Regions from separate parts of the Homo sapiens genome. Here region 2 is linked to region 1. Evidence: read pairs that join two places in POLR2A ChIA-PET (ENCODE). Cell type or tissue: PC-3. All regions are shown on one strand. Each heading gives the region's core, and the rest is flanking DNA. Links, peaks and the distances in the headings are about the cores only.

Region 1 (2,808 bases), core at 222-2,721:
CGCATCCACCTGGTTCCTCTATTTTATAGATGCACAATCTGAGAACCAGAGAGGCAAAGTGATTTGCCCAAGGTCACTCAGGAAGATTAATGGCAAAGCCAGTGCTTCAACCTGTGGGTCCTGCCTCCTGGGCTCATGCCTCCTCCACTGGCCTGAGATCCTCAGAAGGAGAGGCAGGTTGCAGAGATTTCCTGTCATTCTTTGCCTCTGCTGCAGGACAGCCTGCTAAGGCAGTGACAGGGAAGTGTTCCCAGAGGACAGGGCGGGGAGCATTGCTGCTTGGCTTCAGAAGATGCTGCTGCTGCCTCTGCACTAATCAGGGAGCTTTCCAGCCACAGGAGGAAGCCAGAAGCCAGGGGATGGGGCTGCGGTGATTTATGACTGCACAGAAACAGCAGGACAATCATGTCCCTGGCTGTCCTGCATGTCTGCCAACCGAGCCGGACAGCATGCATTTAAAAGGTCATGTCCTCCAGTGCTGGAGAAGGGGCTGGAGGGTGCCCTTCGGTCAGGTTGGTCACTCCTTTCCTGAGCAGATGCCAAGGAGGGTAGATCCTGGACAGGAAACAATGCCTTTGCTGCTAAGAGTCTAGGAGGTCTGCCCGGGTTTGAATCCAGGCTCTGTTAGCTGAGACACGGAGAGGCTGTGTGATTTTTGGCTGATCACACAGCCTCTCTGTGTCTCTGCTTCCTTGTCTTAAAAAACAGGGGTGAAGCTGGGCGCGGTGGATCACACCTGTAATCCCAGCACTTTGGGAGGCCGAGGCAGGTGGATCACCTGAGGTCAGGAGTTCGAGATCAGCCCGGCCAACATGGTGAAACCCTGTCTCTACTAAAAATACAAAAATTAGCCGGGCGTGGTGGCACATGTCTGTAATCCCAGCTACTCAGGAGGCTGAGGCAGGAGATCACTTGAACTTGGGAGGCGGAGGTTGTAGTGAGCTGAGATCGCGCCACTGCACTCCAGCCTGGGCAACTGAGCAAGATTCTGTCTCAAAAAAAAAACCAAAAAACAAAAAAAAAACTGGCCGTGCACTGTGGCTCACGCCTGTAATCCCAGCTCTAACTCTTTGGGAGGCCGAGGCAGGCGGATCACCTGAGATCAGGAGTTCGAGACCAGCCTGACCAACATGGAGAAACCCCATCTCTACTAAAAATACAAAAATTAGCCGGGCATGGTGGCGCATGCCCATAATCCCAGCTACTCAGGAGGCTGAGGCAGGAGAATCGCTTGAACCTGGGAGGCAGAGATTGTGGTAAGCTGAGATCGTGCTGTTGCACTCTAGCCTGGGCAACAAGAGCGAAACTCCATCTCAAAAAAAAAAAGAAAAAAAAAGGAAGAGAAGAAAAAGAAAAAAAAAAAAGAAAAGAAGAAAAAAAAAAAAAGAATGCCAGTAGCTTCCATTTCAGAAGAACATGCTGAATCTAGAACTATGACTCATCACAGCTGGGTGGGGCACTTAGTGCTCCTTCAGTTTAATCTCACATTTTCAAGGTGGGGATATTAGACCCAGAGAAGGGACAGGTCTTGCCCGCAGAGCTAGGGGCCAGGCAGAAGCCAGAATGCTAGCTCTTAACGTCCTTGCTCCAGGTTTCTTTCTGCACCACCAGGCAGTGGAGGAGGAAGCCAGGATCTGAAGCCATTTGCTCTTTGTGATGTCGTCATGCCTCTTAAGCCGCCCTCTAAACAGCCAGGACCTGTGGGCAGCTGCAGCTGGAAGCATAGAGCTCTGCAAAATCAGAAGGGAAAGGAAGACAGGGCCAACTCTCCCCTGCACCACTGGAGGGGAGGCTCCGTGTGGAGGCTGCGGATGTCATTTCTGTTTGGCTGTGAAACATCCTTTTCTTTGCATCTGCTTTATTTTACTTTTTCCCAAACAGATTTGGCCTGAGCTGTTTTTTTTTTTTTTTTTTCCCCTTTGTGCATTAGACTGTTGGGGGAAGGAACTGAGGTGGAGAGGTCAGAGAGGTAGCCTGAAATGGGCCAGGAAGTTCCTGAGATTTCACATCTGGTCTTGAATCATGGACCTGTTTGAGCCACATGTGGGCAACCCAGGTTGGCGGTCAGGGCTCATTCCCACGGACTAGTGATGCAGGGGCCAGAAGAGCTCAGGCCTGCCCTGCAGGGAGGAAGAGAAAGGAAGAGGAATGACTTGGCGAACACTCATGCAAGAGACAGAAGGAAGTGGGAGGGTTTATTCACCAGCAGGATCGCATTTTGCTGGGTGGTGTGGTAAGAGAAGAGGGTCCGGGCCAGATCTTTTGTTGGAGGAGGGGGAGAAAACTATTTCTAGACTCTCTCCCCACTCAGTCCATCTCCTCCACCTCCTGCCGGTACAGTCTCCCCAAAGCACACTTTCTTCCCTCATTCATTTCTTTCTTTCTTTCTTTCTTTTAGAGACAGGGTCTTGCTCTGTTGCCCAGGCTGGAGTGCAGTGGCGTGATCACTGCTCACTGCAGCCTCCAACTCCTGGGCTCAAGCAATCTTCCTGCCTCAGCCCCCAAATAGCTGTGATGACCATGCCCAGCTAATTTTTAAATTTTTTTTTTTTGTAGAAATGAGGTCTTGCTATGTTGCCCAGGCTAGTCTCGAACTCTTGGCCTCAAGTAATCCTCCTGCCTTGGCCTCCTGAGTAGCTAGGACTACAGCTACATTCATTTCTTGTTTTTCTTTCTTTTTTTTTTCTTTTTTGAGACACAGTCTCACTCTGTCGCCCAGGCTGGAGTGCAATGGCACAATCTTGGCTCACTGCAACCTCCACCTCCTGGGTTCAAGCGATTCTCCTGCCTCAGCCTCCCGAGTAGCTG
Region 2 (2,808 bases), core at 54-2,553, 1.1 Mb before region 1:
CCCAAAGTGCTGGGATTATAGGTGTGAGCCACCGTGCCTGGCCTTTAACTAGATTTTTGTATTGCTCTTTTTTCTCTTCAAGTAATATGATCTGTATAAATATTAAGCTTACCAGTCACAGAGCTGGTTGTTTTTTTTTTTTTTTGAGATGGGGTTTCACTCTGTTTCCCAGGCCGGAGTGCAGTGGCACGATCACAGCTCACTGCAGCCTCAACCTTCTGGGCTCAAGTGATCCTTCCCAGCTCAGCCTCCTGAGTAGCTGGGACTGAAGGCATGTGCCATCACCTCTGGCTAATTTTTTATTTTTTGTAGAGTAGAGGTCTCACTATGTTGCCCAGGCTGGTCTCAAACTCCTGGGCTCAAGTGATCCTCCCACCTCGGCCTCCCAAAGTGCTAAGATTATAGGCATGAGCCACTGTGCCTGGCCAAGTTTTGATAAATGTATACACCTGTGTATCCTAATGCCCTCTCAAGACAGAATGTTACTATCACCCCAGAAAGTTTCCCCTGACCCTTTGCAGTCAATCCTCTCTTACCCTCCCCTAGCCCCAGGCAAACAGTGTTCTAATTTTTTCCCATGATAGATTAGCTGTGCCTGTTCTAGAACTTCATATAAATTGAGTCATAAAGTATGCGCTTTTATGGGTAAGACTGTTCATTCAGCATAATGTTTTTGCAATTCATCCATGTTTTTGTGTGCATCAATAGTTCCTTTTTGTTGTTGAGTAATATTCTGTTACCTGATTACACCACAGTTGGTTTATCCATCTTCCTATTGGTGAACACCTGAATGGTTTCTGGATTTCGGCAATGATGAATAAAGCTTCTGAGAGCATTTCCATACAAGTGTTTTTGAGGACATTATGTTTTTATTTCTTTTGAATATTTAGGAGTGAAATTGCCGGGTCATAGAATATGTGTGTGCTTCATATTATGAGAAGCTACCAGGCCTGTCTCCAAAATGAGTATGCCACTTTATACTTCTGCCAGCAATGTCTGAATGTTCTGGTTGCTTCACATTCTTGCCAACATTTGGGGCTGTCAGTCTTTTGAATTTTCACTGTTTTGGTGGATGCATAATGGTGTCTCATTGTGGTATTAACTGGCATTTCCTGATGACTAATGATGTTCAGCACTTTTCATATGCTTATCGACCATTCTTTGTGAAGTGTCTGTTCAAAATATTTGCCCACTTTTTAGTGGATGCTTTATGTTTTTGTTATTGAGTTATAGAAGTTATTTATATACCCTAGATACCAGTCTCTTGTCCGATATATGTTTGTGAATCAATTTCTTCTTTGATTTCATCCATCTTGGTCTTCATTCTGTAGTATAATCGAACCCATGTCTAGCACTGTCTATATAGCTTGTGTAAAGATCCTTATAAGTTTGTGAAATACATACTGGCTAGGTGGTATCTTTCTTTGATACATAGCAAGGCAATGGTGGAGTACCAGAAAACTATTGAGTGTCAGAGACTATACTTTCTATTTGCCCTTATTAGTTGTTATTTTCAGGATGGAAAATAGTGCTCACTTTCTTAGTTTACTAACAGTTTCATCTAGGGGTCTGTTTATAAAGTAATACAAAATGAAACAAGCCTAAGAGTAATTGTAAAACAGAAAACTAAAGTTTTTTTTTTTTTTTTTTGAGACAGGGTCTTGCTGTCACCCAGGCTGAAGTGCAGTGGTGTGATCTCAGCCCACTGCAGCCTCAACCTCCTGGGGTCAAGCGATCCTCCCACTTCAGCCTTCTGAGTAGCTGGGACTACAGGTGCATGCCACCATGCTCGCCTAATTTGTGCTTTTTTTTTTTTTTTTTTTCGGTGGAGACAGAGTTTTGATATGTTGTACAGGCTGGTCTCAAACTCATGGGCTCAAGCGATCCACTTGCCTCGGCCTCCAAAAGTGCTGGGATTATAGGAATGAGCCACTGTGCCCACCCCAAAACACATTTTAATGCTACTTTATACATAGTTATCTAGGGAAAAAAGTAGCCAGTGTTACCTGTGCTTGATGGTAATAACAAAGTTGATGTTAATACTTTATATTTGCGAAGTCTTCATTTTTTTCCCCCAAATACTTTCACATTTTTAAATCTTTATAATTAGGAAATAATCTTTAGTTATCTTCATCTCTAAGAGGGAATTAATACTGCATCTAGTGTAACTGTTGTGGCAAGTTATCATATTCGGGGTTTAGTTTTTAGTTTTAGTTTTAATTTTTGTTTTGAGACAGGGTCTCACTCTGTCACCCACAGATCACAGTTCACTGCAGCCTCGACCTCCCAGGGTCAGGTGATCCTTCCATCTCAGCCTGCCGGGTAGCTGGGGCTACAGGCACATGCCATAATGCCTGGCCAATTTTTTGTGTTTTTTGTAGAGATGGGGTCTCACTGTATTAACCAAGCTGGCCTCTTAACTCCTGGGCTCAAGCAATCTTCCCGCCTTGGTCTCCCAAAGTGCTAGGATTACACGTGTGAGCCACCTTGCACAGCCCAGGACTTAGTTCTTAAAACCAGGTGTAATTGAAAATCTAGGAAAGTTAAAGTACTTTCCCATCATTCATTGCTACATTGTTTGTAATACAAAAGATTAGTAACAATTCAAACATCCAGTATAGAGGACCAGTTCCAGTTCAAATAGAGTATGTTTCAGTCATACATTAGTATACTCCGCCTTCTTTGCCTCCTCCTACTGAATATGTCATTTACTTTTTTTTTTTTTTTTAAACTCATGACTTTACAGCCATAGACTTTCACAGGTGAAAAGAACTTTTGGGTCATTTGGTTCTTTCCTCTCATTTGACA

The links. Peaks named below come from ENCODE experiments on the same cell type or tissue, not always from the same donor. Only the 100,000 strongest peaks of a DNase experiment are listed, where the experiment ranks them.
Region 2: POLR2A ChIA-PET joins it to region 1 with 20 read pairs; 1 of 35 experiments calls an interaction of 5 or more read pairs at or near these places.

What each region holds. Positions count from the first base shown.
Region 1 is chr7:76,363,619-76,366,426 of GRCh38, reverse strand. No RefSeq gene overlaps it. Among named protein-coding and RNA genes, the nearest start is that of YWHAG, 6.0 kb to the right of the region's middle. RefSeq lists enhancers at 1,483-1,732, 1,258-1,945. In PC-3, for the core only: no CTCF peak of the experiment used is centred there; no DNase peak of the experiment used is centred there; H3K27ac peaks cover 1,206 bases.
Region 2 is chr7:77,441,094-77,443,901 of GRCh38, reverse strand. No RefSeq gene overlaps it. Among named protein-coding and RNA genes, the nearest start is that of GSAP, 26 kb to the right of the region's middle. In PC-3, for the core only: no CTCF peak of the experiment used is centred there; a DNase peak (open chromatin) is centred at 1,061; H3K4me3 peaks cover 309 bases; H3K27ac peaks cover 2,164 bases.